Regions from separate parts of the Homo sapiens genome. Here region 1 is linked to region 2. A link is a contact called in ENCODE Hi-C data. All regions are on one chromosome and are shown on one strand. The core of a region is the stretch at or near the end of the contact, and the rest is flanking DNA. Distances in the headings are between cores, read along the strand shown.

What was found. Hi-C counts contacts between places; a loop is a spot of excess contacts on that map.
Region 1: a loop to region 2 is called in a map of vagina, with 3 times the contacts of the local background. The contact joins two enhancer-like sites. A Hi-C loop is called at or near these places in 1 of 168 maps with a recorded cell type or tissue (vagina).

The regions. Positions count from the first base shown.
Region 1 is chr17:57,531,004-57,537,782 of GRCh38, reverse strand. The region is part of intron 7 of MSI2 (musashi RNA binding protein 2); the gene reads right to left. Among named protein-coding and RNA genes, the nearest start is that of MSI2-AS1, 74 kb to the left of the region's middle. RefSeq lists enhancers at 3,768-3,957, 3,968-4,017. Within about 2 kb of position 2,343, at least 4 of the 41 ENCODE cell types and tissues checked have a DNase peak (open chromatin) inside an H3K27ac peak, as active enhancers do.
Region 2 is chr17:57,108,218-57,115,580 of GRCh38, reverse strand. AKAP1 (A-kinase anchoring protein 1) reads right to left here. Exons shown (of 11, transcript NM_003488.4): 3 at 5,423-5,556; 4 at 3,657-3,783; 5 at 2,963-3,090; 6 at 945-1,122. Among named protein-coding and RNA genes, the nearest start is that of AKAP1, 27 kb to the right of the region's middle. RefSeq lists a silencer at 1,219-1,513 and an enhancer at 6,111-6,712. Within about 2 kb of position 5,814, at least 15 of the 41 ENCODE cell types and tissues checked have a DNase peak (open chromatin) inside an H3K27ac peak, as active enhancers do.

The DNA of each region.
Region 1 (6,779 bases), core at 1,094-3,593, 430 kb before region 2:
AGTTGAGGGCTTTGTATTACTCCGTGTCTCCAAAGAAGAGCAGGTGAACAGAAACCAAGCTACTGTGTTGATTAATATCTCAAGAGACAGCGCCGGAATGGGCGCTTCCGGAATTGAGTTAACTCGGGGGAAAAAAATGAAAGCACACTCCTTGCTTTCCTGTCAGAAATAAAATTAAGGTCTTGGATCGATGTTGCCAGATTCTACAGGAATCCTTAATGGCCTCCTCTACATGTTTTCAAATTCACATTCCCCTTCAACCCTACCCTTTTAATTGGTTATTTGCGAGGTCATGTTTGCACCAATTTCTCAGGAAGGCTAATGGTGTTTATTTAACGAGAAAATAAAATGTGCAGACAGCTCCGGGGCTGGTCTCTGAAAGATGGCAAAGGGTGGGCTGACTCTTTATCCCACCCCCTCCTTTGCCCTCCATCGCTGCAAGGTTACAGGGCCTGGGGATACAGCCCTGCAAGGCAGTGAAGAGGCGGGTGTGCCCCTCACGGTGGGCACGCAGCATGCCCACCCCCTCACACAGTCCCAGCTTTAGAATGAGCCCACTGGAGGCACAGAACCTTGGGTTCTGAGAATCTGGCAGAGGGGCAATGGCTGTCCTCTTATTGCCACTGTTGGACTAGGCGATTCTTCCTTGTTCTAACTCAAGTGTGCCCAACATTGAGGCTACACAGAACTCTTTTCCAATGGAAACTCTTCAAGTACCCAAAGGCTGCAATGAATGACCACATCACAGCTCTCCACTCCCCTCAAGACCTCTTGGACTCAATCATATTGAGTTTCTACCCCATTCTCACCATTCTCTCCCAGATTCCTGTTGGTCAATGTCTTTCTTAAACAGTTGCCCACCGCCCCACCCTCTGCCACCCAACAATGGTCCACTCTGGAAAGAGAACTGGATTTTCACCTAACCCCATCTAGGACCCTGAACTTACCTAAGAGAACCCAGCTGGCATGTTACATCACACTACGGACTAAACTGAAAGCTCTGGGAGGCCAGGAACCCTGGCTGTTGGTGGTGGTCTATGACAGACTGTCCGCTTTCTTGTCAAGTGGTTTCTAATCCTGGTGCAGAATTAGGATCAATACCAATAGTGACCAACTGTTGGTTTACAGGCTTCCAATAAACCCCTTAACACATCTCAGACTTGGGAGAGGATTTGATGGATACTTAACACCATCAACAATTAGTGAAAAGATAAGAGCAGATTTGAGAGGTGGGGAAAATACTACCGGTAAAATGCCAGCAGGGAAGACAGGCAGCAAATCCTGCTCCAGACCCCAAACGAGGGCAGCGTGGGAGCCAATCTTTTGCAGGCTGCCCTCCTGTCACATCAGCAAAAGTGTCATCACCAGCTGTGATTCTACACATCCTTATCATACTTTCTACTCCCTCCAACAACCCTTCTTCTTGGACTGTGCCCTTTCTGGCCAGAGGGTCTGATCGTTTTTGTCAAATACACTTATTCCTCCATCCTACAAAGTCACATGTACAGCTTATACAGTCCCAACGTTCTTCCCTAGGTAAATAAAGTCAGAATGTTAGACTCTCATTAGGAAGGACATGCATACATTATGTCTGACATCCCACACCTACAAGTGAAGCAATGCTTTAAATTATTTTAAAATGTAACCTACACCTTTGTGAAACTTTTTTCTATGCCCTCTTTTTTTTTTTGAGTAATAGACACCAATAAACAAATAATGACAGTGCAATTCTTAGGCATCTTTATACATCGTACATAAAAGAGTCAATCTGGACTTCAGAGGTCAATTTCAAAAGTGAGTGTCTGGCAGGTATTCAAAACATTAAGGGCTGTTCTTCCTCCTTAGAAAAGCATTATCTTCTATCACAGCTTAAGTTACATCTTACTGGCACCATTTTAATAAATAAACCGATTACGCAAATTACAAAGACCTTAAACTTTGGCCAGCTGCTTTTCGGGACAGAGACTGAGCAAGCTCCAGGAAGAACCCAAGCTCTCCGGCCACCTGCCTGGATGCTCCTCCCTCTGGCTGGATCCCCAACCACTGCACCTTTCCAGCCCAGGAACTGGGATAAACCACAGCCACTCTGGGAAAGGACCCTCTTAGTTCAAGAGGCCTGCCACTGATGGTGCTCGCTGGGGCTCACAAAACCATCCCACCCCCTTCCAGTGGGTCTCAGGGCTGTTATTCCTCTCCAAAGCCATTAGCATTGCATTTAATAAGCAACTGCTAACTGCTGGCAGAAGAGTCATCCATCACACTAATCTTTATTTCTCTCCCCGTGTCTCCTGTTCCTTTGCCTCTGGCAATGTTCCAGGGCAAGCAGGCCTGCTGGGTAATGAAGGCCACAGGGATGTCCTCTGCCAGAAACCACTCCCTCACCAGGCTATGGGATTAGCTTCAGAGACTCCTCACCTCCTTTCAACTAGGCCTCAACCATCCAGATCTTCCCTGGAGGAACCCAGCTGTGCAGGGCTCAGGAACCCAGGGCTCTGAAATTGGAGGGAAGGACAGCTGAGGATCCTCTACAGTGACCCTCACAATGGGGAGGGTTCCCTTCCCCCATAAGGAGGTGAGTGTGAGATTATTTCAGCAAGCAACATGCCCGCATTCCACTTTCTCCATCAGGGCTGAGGTTGTGGGGACACTGGAGAGAGAGCTGGCCAGTGCACCCTTCCTCCCTCCCGCTGGCTGTCTACTCCCCGGCCTCCTGCCAACAACAGAGCAAACTGGAAGGACAGCACCTTGTTGCCTCTTCCCTCCCTGTCCCTCCCCTCCAGCCCCACTTGGGATCAATACTTAATGCCAAGTCCCAGATCTTATCTGACTTTTACAAGGATAAAGCAACAAACTTCCCCCTCCTAATGATTAAATCCATTGACGATCAGCCCAGTGTTTTCCAGACCATCTCTAACAACTTTTAGACAGCAAATGAAGTGACTCTGAGAAGATTGGAAAGCCACCATTCTCCGCTCCCCCTGGGCACAAATCATCGTATGGAAGGCCAGGAAATGAAGTGAGGGACAGGGCCAAGGGAGGCATCCAGGTTTTTGTTTTATATTTTTGTGAGACGGAGTTTCACTCTTGTTGCCCAGGCTGGAGTGCAATGGCGCCATCTCGGCTCACTGCAACCTCCGCCTCCTGGGTTCAAGCGATTCTCCTGCCTCAGCCTCCCGGGTGGCTGGGATTTCAGGAGGCACCCACCACCACACCCGGCTAATTTTTGTATTTTTAGTAGAGACAGGGTATCACCATGTTGGCCAGGCTGGTCTTGAACTCCTGACCTCTGGTGATCCACCCGCCTCGGCCTCCCAAAGTGCTGGGATTACAGGTGTGAGCCATCGTGCCGACTGGCATCCAGGTTTTAACAACAGCTCTGCTCCTTGTCTGGCTGCAGGAATCTGCTATGCAATATTCCAAACTTATGTGCCTTAATTTCTCCAAGTGGAAATGGAGGAGCACGGTCATCCAGCAAGAAGGCTGTTGTGGAGAAGGACAGAAAATGAGGAAATACCAAACCCTTAAAATGACCAGCTCCTCCGCTTTAACCAGTTACCTTGCACAATGCTTGCAGAGTGTAAGAGCCTGAGCTCCAGGTCAGACAGGCTGGGTTTACGTCCCAGCTCTGCTTTCACCAGTGTGAGACTCTGGGCAGCTCGGTTCACCTATGGCTGTCTGTCATCAAGGTTCAATGGTAGGTGCCAGCACTGTGCTAAGCACTTGGTGTTGTAAGTGCTCAGAAAGTGTTGGCTGTTTCTATCAAGATTGCTAACATGGCCTGCTTAGACAGCAACAGAACTCCACACACCATCACAGTGGGTGCTGTGTCAGGATGCTTAGATCCCCTTCAGGAATGAAGGACCTCCTTCCCAGTGGCTGGGAGTGCTGCTGGAAGATAGTCCCCAGCTGGAAGTCCCCTCCAGGATTTCCCCAGGGGAAGCCCAGGTCACATCAGCCTCACAGGGTGGGCTGCACCCAATGACAGGCCAGCGTGCAGGCATCAAGGATGGCACTCCCACCCCAGCTGGGGACCCCTGAAGAACCACCCCATTACAGAAGGGCATCGCAAGTCAGCTTCTCCCTCTGCCCTCTCCTGATCAAGAGCACTTCTGGATAAACCTCCCACTTGCTAATCCCTTCCTAGAGTTGCTTCCCAGGGAACCCAACCTGCAACAACTGCCCATTCCCTCCCCTAGTCACAAAAACAGCAAAGGAATTCATCTTGAACATTCTCACAGTTAAAAAGCTAAAGGCCAGAAACATACTTCAGGTCCTGGGGCTCATCAATCCCAGGTCTCTTATTTTTTAGAGGAAGAACCTGAGATGCTCAGAGGTCAGGGAATGTGCCCCCAGGAAAAATGTCATGGGAGCAGCAGAAGCTGGAGGAAGGCCCATCTGCAAGGAGAAAGGTGAGAGCCCCCACATCTCCAGGGCTCCACCCACTGTGAGTCAAAGACTGAACGTGGGACCCTCTTCCTGCTTGCAGGGTGGAAGACATACATTGCGGGAGGCTCATTCTCTCCTAGGTCCTGGGTTCTCTCCCATGGCACTAGTGAGCCCCAGGCTGGTGCTCCTGTGGATGGGAGATACAAGCTGCCGCCATGCAGATGGAACTGAGGGCATCCCTGCCCCAACAGAGACCAACAGGGAGCAGGGACAGGAGGTGACCAGTGGGGTCAAGGAGTGGAAATTCTGCCCTGACCTGTGGCTCCTAACAGCAAGTGGAGACTGAATGGGCCCTGGGAGCCTGGCCCACCTGACGCTCATCAGATGTTAAGCCCAGTTCCCTGTGGTTATCCCCGAGCAGCAAATGTCACACAGCTCATGTCACACAGCTCCAAGGACACACAGGTAGCTGTCAAAATTCCTGGGGTAAGGATGAGTTGAGGCCCCAGGCTGCCCCACAGGGCTGGGCTAGGAGTCTGAGGACAAGTGCTGAGCATGTGCTGTGACAACACCTCTGGGTCGATGGTCTGGGCCTCTTTAAGAAGAGAGCTGGAGGCGGCGCCAGCCAGGGAGATGTCCTCAACTTCTGCCACTGCAGCACTTTCCTCTTGATAAGATCATGGACAGCAGGAACCGAGGAGGTGAAGGTAAGTTTGGGGCAAGGTGGCTGCATGAGGATTTTACTTCCTTGTGCTTATCACCTGACTCCAAATGTGCACTCCATCAGGCCACAGATGTGGGGCCGGCTCGCTCCATATATATGATCTGTGCCTCTGCTGTGATATGTTCTTCTTTTTGAAAAACAAAAATTTTTTTTCACTCTCTTCAATGTTCTAAATGCAGTGAAGTATTACACCAACTTTAGCACCCAGTTCAAAGAGAAATGCCTCCTCCGGTATCTTGAGGGGTTGGAACGTGTGTATGGGCCGCTGCTCCCACCCACACAGAAACGACATTGCAGAGTGGGAGGGCCCTGGATGAGAGGGAGGGCAGTGGGATGGCGGCTCTTCCCTGCTGAGGCTTCCTGGCATGTCTCTGCCCTCCACAGGCTGCAGCCCCTCAGGCCAGCTTCTCAATCATCTTTGAATAGGAGGCCCTGCCTTTCCTCTAGTTCTGGGCTCCACACATTTTAGAGTTGGTCCTGCCCCCACTGCAGGCATCTTCAGCTCTGGCAGGTCCGAGGGTGCTAGCAGAGGTTCTGGCTTGGCTGGGGGCAGGAGTGTGCATGCACCAAGGCCCTGCCCACGCTCCTTCCTGCCAGTGCCCACCAGGACTCCTGGAGAGCCAGCAATGATGTCCCGAAGCCATTCTGAGCAGCGGGCCTTCCAACAGACCATCCTCCACCTCACAACGGGCAAAAAACTCTTCCCACGCCCGTCCCAGACGAACCGCCACCCCATCTCTGCGGCCCAGCACTTTCCTTTCTCCCTTTTGGAAAAAGGGAAGAGGCTTCACCCACAGCAACAGGGATCTGGTTAAAAATAAGAGAGGACTTTTCCCGGCACATCCTCTGGGCCTTCACCCAGAAGTCCAAAGTCCGGTGTTTCAACCCCACCTCTGCCATGACCAGCCCTCTCCCTGCCCGGCTCTGAGAGTTAATGAGACGATACCAGTGTGAGCCCCCAGCACAGGGCTTGACACACAGCAGATCAAAAAATACTTTCACTGATTTTCAAAATAAAAGGACAACAGTATCACCTGGGGGCAACTCTGGAATCTCCCAGGACTATGAATTCTAACACTGAACACCAGGTGCCAAACTCAAATGGGCATCACCCACCCTGAAAATAAATAGCTGGCAGTGCTCTTTTTAACAAATGCATTCCCATCTGGACACAGCAGAGAAACAGCAGAATTTGAAATCAATAGTCCTGAGACCCTGCTCAGCCATGGGTCTCTCAGTTGCCTCCTCTGAGCCTTGGTTATTTTTCCAACCGGACGGAGGTGATGATAACGCTAATAATAAGAGCTAACATTTACGCACAATTGACTAGATGCTTGGCATTACACTCTCCGAGCAATCCTGTGAGGAGGTTCTATGATTACCCCCATCCTACAGATGAATAAACTGAGGCATAAAGAAGTTAAGTGATTTTTCCCAATGTCACAACAACCCTCCAGGGGCTGCTGTGAAGGTCACATTAGGAGATGCATCTGGAAGTCCGGCTTGGAAACCATAAAGCTAGATTGACAGAATGTGGATGATGATGGAGGATAATCCTCAATTGCCCACCACGGGCACCACCTTCATCTCACTCACTGGGCTCTCACTCCCCAGCAATGCAGTGGACAAAATCGATCATTCCACACCTGCATGCCCCTCCTTTCTCTCC
Region 2 (7,363 bases), core at 4,565-7,064:
GGGCAGCCACCCAGGATCAAGGAGTCACTAACCCACTGTGGGTCAGAGGCAGACGAGACCAGGAGGTAAACGTTCCCAGCAGCACCCCAACAGCTGCCCACGCTGGCCAGGATGAGGACCTGTGACATGAGGCTGACTGTGCTGGGTCCTGACCCTTGGAGAGAACCCCTGGCAGTTACCCCTCAGGCTCCAGTTCAGTCTTTACTGCTGGGTTAAGGCAACTTTAGAGAAGCCAATGAAAACTAAGTCCTTATCCTTCCAAAAGGAAAAAATCCACACAAAAGGCTACAGAGATCACTTCAGAAGGTTTTCTACTGCACTGAGTGACCCTGCCATCCCCTGGTGAGGAATGGGTGATGTTCTGACATTCCATCCTCTGTGATAAGGACAACAAAGATAATAATGACAAAGGCTGGGCTCAGACCCCAGATCCTGCTCACTTGGGCAAGTCACCTGAGGCCCAGTTTTCTCATCTGTTAAATGGAGATGACCCAACACGCTGCACAGGCTTGTTGGACTTGGGGATTTTTTTGTGGTAACCATTATATGCATAAGTGCTTTATATGTAATACATACAGTATTCAACACTAATTCCTGGAACAAGTGGGTATCACCCCCTTTAACAGATAATAAATAGGTGGCAGATACTATGACACTGGCTTTGAGGGAAAAAAAAAAGAAAAAATTAAAAAAAAAAATTAGTGGCAGAGCTGGGATCTGAATCCCTGTGTCAAAACTCTACTCCAACACCCATCACTCTGCCAGCCAGTGGAAACCCCAGCTCTGCCTTGCCAGGAAACCCACCCCAGCTCCATAACAATGGCAAGAATTGAAGGATGCTGCTTCCATGAAGGATCGCAGAACAGCCTCCTCCTGATCAGGATCCAGGGCAGAACAGGCAACCCCAGGGGTCCCCCTTCCCGACCCCTCAGGGCACTGCTTACTTTCCACTGGGGTGGGCAAGGTGGGGATTCCAGGCTGAGAGTAACAGAGGTACATCTGCTGGTCGAGGCTGCGCAGCGCGTGGAAGGTAGGGTGTGTGTGCTGCTGCACGAACAGGTGCCCGGCATTGACCTGGTTGACCACAATGACCTCCACGGTGATGCCATCAGGCAGCATGAGCTGTAGAGGGGAAGGGGGAGCGGTCACTGAAACAATCCTTCTTATCTCATCTTTGAATAAGTCCCGAGACCCAAGGGCAAGTCTCTGGGCTAGCATATCTTTGAAAAGGGCAACTCAAGACAACATGGCACCCAGAAGGTAGAGGTTGAAGGACTACTTTAACAACAGAAAGTGTTCGACACCCCTGTGGCTGTTGTCCTGCAATACCACGAGCAGCCATTAGGGGCAGTCTCACCTCAGGGCCAGGCAGGGAGGGTCCCACAGACACTGGGCAACCAAGAAGCAACTGCGGAGGTAGTGCTGGGCCTTGCACAGGCCTGGGCAGGGTCCACCTACCAGCAGTGCCCTCCCTCCCACTTCTGTTGATGAATCTATAAGACCCAGGGAGGGCAACACAGGAATGAGGTGGCCGCTGAGAACAAGACTCCTGAAAATAAGCAGTAGGCAGGCCCCAGGCCCTTTAGCCAACTCCTGTGGACTGGCAGACAACCCCAGGAGCCTATGGTCTGACAGCATCTACGCTGCCCTCCCAAGAGCAAGCAGTGGCCTCAGGTCAGGTCCATGGTCAAGGTCTAGCAGAGTCTGCTTCCTATTTGCTCTCCCTCCTACTGCTTACCCTCCTGAGGTCAGGAGTTCAAGACCAGCCTGGCAAACATGGTGAAATCCCATCTCTACTAAAAACATACAAATTAGCTGGGCATGGTGGAGCACACCTGTAATCCCAGCTACTCAGGAGGCTGGGGCAGGATAATCGTTTGAACCTGGTGGGCAGAGGTTGCAGTGAGCCAAGATCATGCCACTACACTCCAGACTGGGCAACAGAGTGAGACTCTGTCTCAAAAAAAAAAAAAAAAAAAAAAAAAAGAGAGTGAGTCTACGACCGAGCCTCCTGGGAAAAAACTCTTGATTCAGGAGTAAAGCATAAAGTGGTATTCAGCCTACTCTCACATATCCACAGGAAAAAGATATCCCAATCCTTTCCCTCCAGCCCAAGGGCCTTTGCAAAGGGGAAGACACAAAACTGAAATGCCTACCATCCATAAAAAAACAAAAAAACAAAAAAAAAACACGAAGGAGGACAATTTCCTTGGAGCTATAGTCAGCCCATCTGTCCATCTGTGTAAAACGTAGTCAACAGTCGTTGGCCCACAGAATTCTGCAATTCTACTCCCAGTGAGATAAGACCCAACCAGGGCCAGAGGCACACGGCAGGATATGGGCCACGGCCCTGAGAGACCCTGCAGTCAGCAGCACACAGGGGCCCTGGAGATAGCAGCTCTTCCCTCTGCCAAACTCCTGGGGCAACCTCCCAAGAGTCACTGGACTTCCGGGCCTGGTGGGGAGTATTCATTCTTCTTTGTAATTTAGGCACCTCCTGGGGAGGGGAAGGGGAAGGAGATCCTTCACCAGGGCCACTGTTAAGGCCTGACTCAACCAGAAGAAAGAACAAGCGCCATCCAAACCCATGATTCTAGTCCCACCCAGGTCTCAGGTGGTGAACGGCGACCCTGGACACACCCAATCTCCTGTCCGAACTACACCATCCTTTCTAAGCAAACGCCTAGAAAACTTAAAAGGTGCCCAGGGGGAGAGCCAGGAAAAGTAGTCCTCCCATGTGGGGACCAAGAGGCCTCTGGTTTCCTGCCAGCGCTATCACCACCTAAGCCCTGTCCCCAGAACACAGTCCCATAGCAGAACCGACCAGCAGAGGCCAGAGAAGAGAGGGCGCAGGCACTCATGTGCACTTGGCCTTCTTAGCCTGAGGTCTGGGGAGTTTCTTGTTTGGGGTAGGTTTGGGGGAAAGTGGCAAGAAGTCCGGATCACCCAGTAGCACGCTCACCCAGGATGTCATCGGCAGAGAAGGCAGTGCCAGTGAAGGCAATGGGGGAGCGTAGATATTGGTGAGGTTCAGCTCTTTGAACTTCTTCCCAATCAAGTTCAGCGCTTTGTCTACATGATGTTGAGAGCCTAAATAGCGGATGGGGGCAGGACATACAATCACTGTAAGAGGAAACTCACACCCACACTCACAAAAACACAGCCACAGACCCCACTCCACTGGACTTTGCATAGAGTTCAAGTGCATCTTTGAGGTAACAAAACACTTAAGCTCTGCTTTAGGAAGAAAGGCATCTAAGCCTTTCAAATGATACCTCTGCCATTATGATCCATGCTTTCAATGCAACAGAAGAGGCAGGCAGCTGTGAAAATGCCAAGGGGGAATTGCACACAGGGCACTTCTGCTTTGAGAGAAGCCTTTATGGGGTGGTGGGCACTATGAACCCAGGACCCAGGCCCCGCCCAACCAAGCACCCACACTTCTCCTGGCCAAAGATCAGAGTAGGGAGGGACCTGAGTCTCCCGCAGGCACCTGAAATGGGGAAAAGGCTGCAGGGAAGATACCTAATGCTCCCTTCCCTGGGATGAGAAGCAGGGTTTCCTATTCCAAAAAGATAGCAATTGAAACTCAGATGCTATTCACTTCTATTTAATATTTCAGGTAAGAGGCAATACAAGCAGCAGATGTTACTGACCTTCTATGTGGCAGATCTGGACGCTCTGGGTGTAAGGCAGGGTTGAAATGTAGATCTTGGCACCAGATGTTTGCTTCAGAAAACTCACATAGCGCCCCTGCTTGCCAATTAGCCGACCGACTAAGTGCTTCCAGAAAGACAAAAAGAGATGAGAGGGTTAAAGGGAAACCAATTCCCTGGACACCCAAAGACCTACTTCTGTTTTACACAAGATCATGCTCAAACATATTAGCTGTTACCATGTCAGCATTTATTTTCCAGGACTATTCTAAGCACTTACATTTACTCATAGTACCTGTGAAACACAGATAACTTTATCACCATTCTGTATATGGGGAAACAAGCCCAGAGAGGCTAAGTAACTACCTTAAGGTCACACAGCTGCTAACCAGGAAGTCGAACCAGGCAGTCTGGCTCCAGGACCAAGCAGTTCCCATTTCATCCCAACAATGTGGCCCAGACCCGGAAAGCTGCAAAGGCAGCAGCATCTTCTCCTCTAAAAGCCATGCTGAGAAGTTTCACCAGCACACAGTTTCTCGATTTCTCGTGCCCCTCTCCCTCAAGTCTACTCAGATCCAAAGATAAAGGGGCTCGATTTGAAAATGAAGGTCTAAGAACCCTGGGCTCCCGCTGCCAAGTGACAGCAGGCTGAAGCCTGCAGAGCAGGAGGCATGCAGAAGTGCCCAGTGCGCCAGAGTTCAAGGCAGATAGAAGCAGCCAAACTTAGCCCTTACGTAAGATGGGCTCCCACACAACCGCCAACGACCCCCTCCCGGAGGAGCTACTGGGGACATGGTCCATCCTCAGGCACAGCCTTTCTCTTCATGCCCTTTGTAACCACTGAAGGAAAAGCAGGCAGGACGGATAACAGGGCCCCCCAGGGAGGAAACCACCAAGAGACCTCGCAACCCAGGGTCAAAACAGCCACTCTGACCCAGAGTTCAGACCAAGCCAAGTCTCCACCTGAGCACAGAGCCCAGGGCCCTGGGAGAATGCGGTCTGACAAATTATTTCTGAGCCCCAGAGATAAACATCAAGATCAAGCTAATATGTTGTAAGTTCTAATAGCAAGAAGCTCGAAACCACTTAAGCACTCAGGAATGGGGGACTGATGAAGTAAACTGACATCCACACAGTGAATAATGCAGTTACAGTTACATTTTCAAAGAATAACACACGAAAATTAAATTGTTAAATATTTAAAGTATTAATTAAAGCGACATAATCTCAGTTTTGTTTAAAAACCACAGGGTGCAAGATGAGAAGGAAATAAAAGTCTTTCACAGTCACTCTCAAGGGTAGGATTAGAGCTGATTTTTATTTTCTGCATGTATTTCTATACTTTTCAAGTTCTCTAAAATATGGATTTATGCTTTGCTCAATTATAAAATACACTTGGAGCACTTGAGCAGAGCTCAGTGAAGGGATTCTGGCTGGCCCCCACGGCCTTGGTGTTTTTTTTCCAAATAGATCTGAGCCCCAGAATATGCAAGAACCACCCCCAAGGGAGACACACAGGCCTGCGAGTTTGAGAAGTACAAGAATAAGATGCTCCTGGAGGCAGCTGGAGGAATTCCATGTTGCAGGAAGCTCTCTGAGCCTTGGCAAAGTGTAGCGTGTCCTTTCCCTGCGGCCTTTGGCTGACCCAGGGCTCCTTCTGGTTTACTGTCCCTCTCCCAGCCCCCTCCCTCCCTGAGGTCTAATGGCCCTGGCCCCAGGGAGCTTTGGGCTTACCACAGAACCAGCCTGGGGGACTCCGCCCCTACCTTTGGCACCTCGATCTCCCAGATGATGAGGTCGACCTTCTTAGGGTTGGAGCCTGCCTGGGCATTTTGGAAGCTCTCAGTCTTCTTGAGACTGCAACAGCTATCCACGGAATCCATGCTGTTCCTGTCAGAACCTGCAGGGGAAGAAGCAGCAGGCACGCACACACACAGACCCCACTCAGAGCAGCCAGTAACCAAGAACTTCCCAAACTCACATTCCCAGGAGGCCCTGCCCCACACCCGCTCCTCAAGCTTGGCAGGTGACTGTCAACTTACAGTCTAGAAGGCTCAGAACAACCCCAATGAAAGGAGAACTGGGGGTGTCGATACACCTAATTTTAGCCTGTCACTTACAGTCCCACTTGCTTAATTGGCAGCCGCACCCAGCCACAGCTGCTGGAGCAGAGACACAAGTGGTGAACTTGGAAGAGACAGACTGCGCCCAGGGAAGGGGAGCCCAGAGGGCGGGGGAGGAGACACGCTTGAGGTCCACATGGTCCTGAGAGCCAGACCGATGGACCACAAACACCTTGACACCCTTCCAACTATCCTACCCCCTCAGACCAAGGGTCAGTCTCCTGTCCCCAGGGCCCAGTCCCAGGGTCATAGGTACTGGCCTTCAGCCCAGCAGAGCTAGACAAAGTCCTCACTGGCCTGCCTGAGGGCCCCATTCTTATACCTAGCGGGGACCCGCTCGTTCCTCTGCCATATGTGGACTAAAAAAGGAGAGTCTCCTTTCCCTTTGCTTAGGCCTGATTCATGCAACTCTGAACACTCTTCTGGCTCAAATACTCCCTTGGTCAAAAGACTGAGCCAAAGCTCATGCCCAAGAAAACCCAATGGGAACAGACTCTGCTCCCGACCTGGGCTGTTCCACTCTCACTCAAGAGCGTGCCAAAGGGACCGTCACAAAAAAGCGGGTCCAGATCAGCTCAAGAGAAGTGGCCCTGGCTTAAATATGGATGACTCAATCACCAGAAATAGATCACTCCTGAGAGTCTACCAATTAGGTTACCTTCCACATGGTTTCTCCAAACCCTGAGTATAATCCTTTGCCAAGTAACCCATACACTGGATGCAGAGAACTAAGGCCCAAGAGATCCTGCTCCCAGCTAAGGAAGAATCACCTTCAAAATGACTTCCCCCCTTAACACTAGGCGCTTCGAACAGGATTCATGCAGGGAAAAGTACCCCTTCTGGGGGAAGACTGCTTGGCTAGCCTGCGGGAAGCATAACAGGCTGACAGGGGCTGGGCGAGGGGGCGGGGAGCTCTGCTCACTCACAGTATCCAGCCTCTGCCCCACAGAATGGGACTGGCTAACACCTGCCATCCCGATGGCTCCCAGCAGTGGCTCAGAACCACACCCGGACTCTAGCAGGCTGCACTCAAAGGCCAGCTTCCAGCTCCCTCAGTGGGGTGGTCCCTGGTCCCCTTCTCAGCTTCAACTTCCTCACAAACAAAGCAGGGCTGACATGAAGGTACATGCGAGGCACTAACCTCGTGCTTGGCACCCACCGCATGCTCGTGGACAGTATTACCTCATTTCCACGTGCCATCCCTAAACCTCCCTGCCCATCACCACGGCTTAGGTTCAAGCCTAAACTCAGAAGACTTCAACAGGTCTGAGTAGCTACTACTATCCATCTAGAGTTGGCAGACAAGGCTGCGGGGCTTGTTAATTCAGCTGAGGGGCAGTAAGCAAAGGGAAACTCCTTTATTCTTAAAAAATAAATAAAATAAAAATCACCCATTTTCAGATGCAGTATTTTAAGAAACATTTAAACATCCCGAGATTAGGATGCATCATATAGTATCTTGCCTTCTATAATCATGACTGGCAGCACTTTTTTCTTTCCAAGGTACATAAAAACAGTAGTGTCTTAACAGCATCTTGGAGGTGACAAAATGTAGCGTGTGGTACAAACTAGATGCTGCTGAAA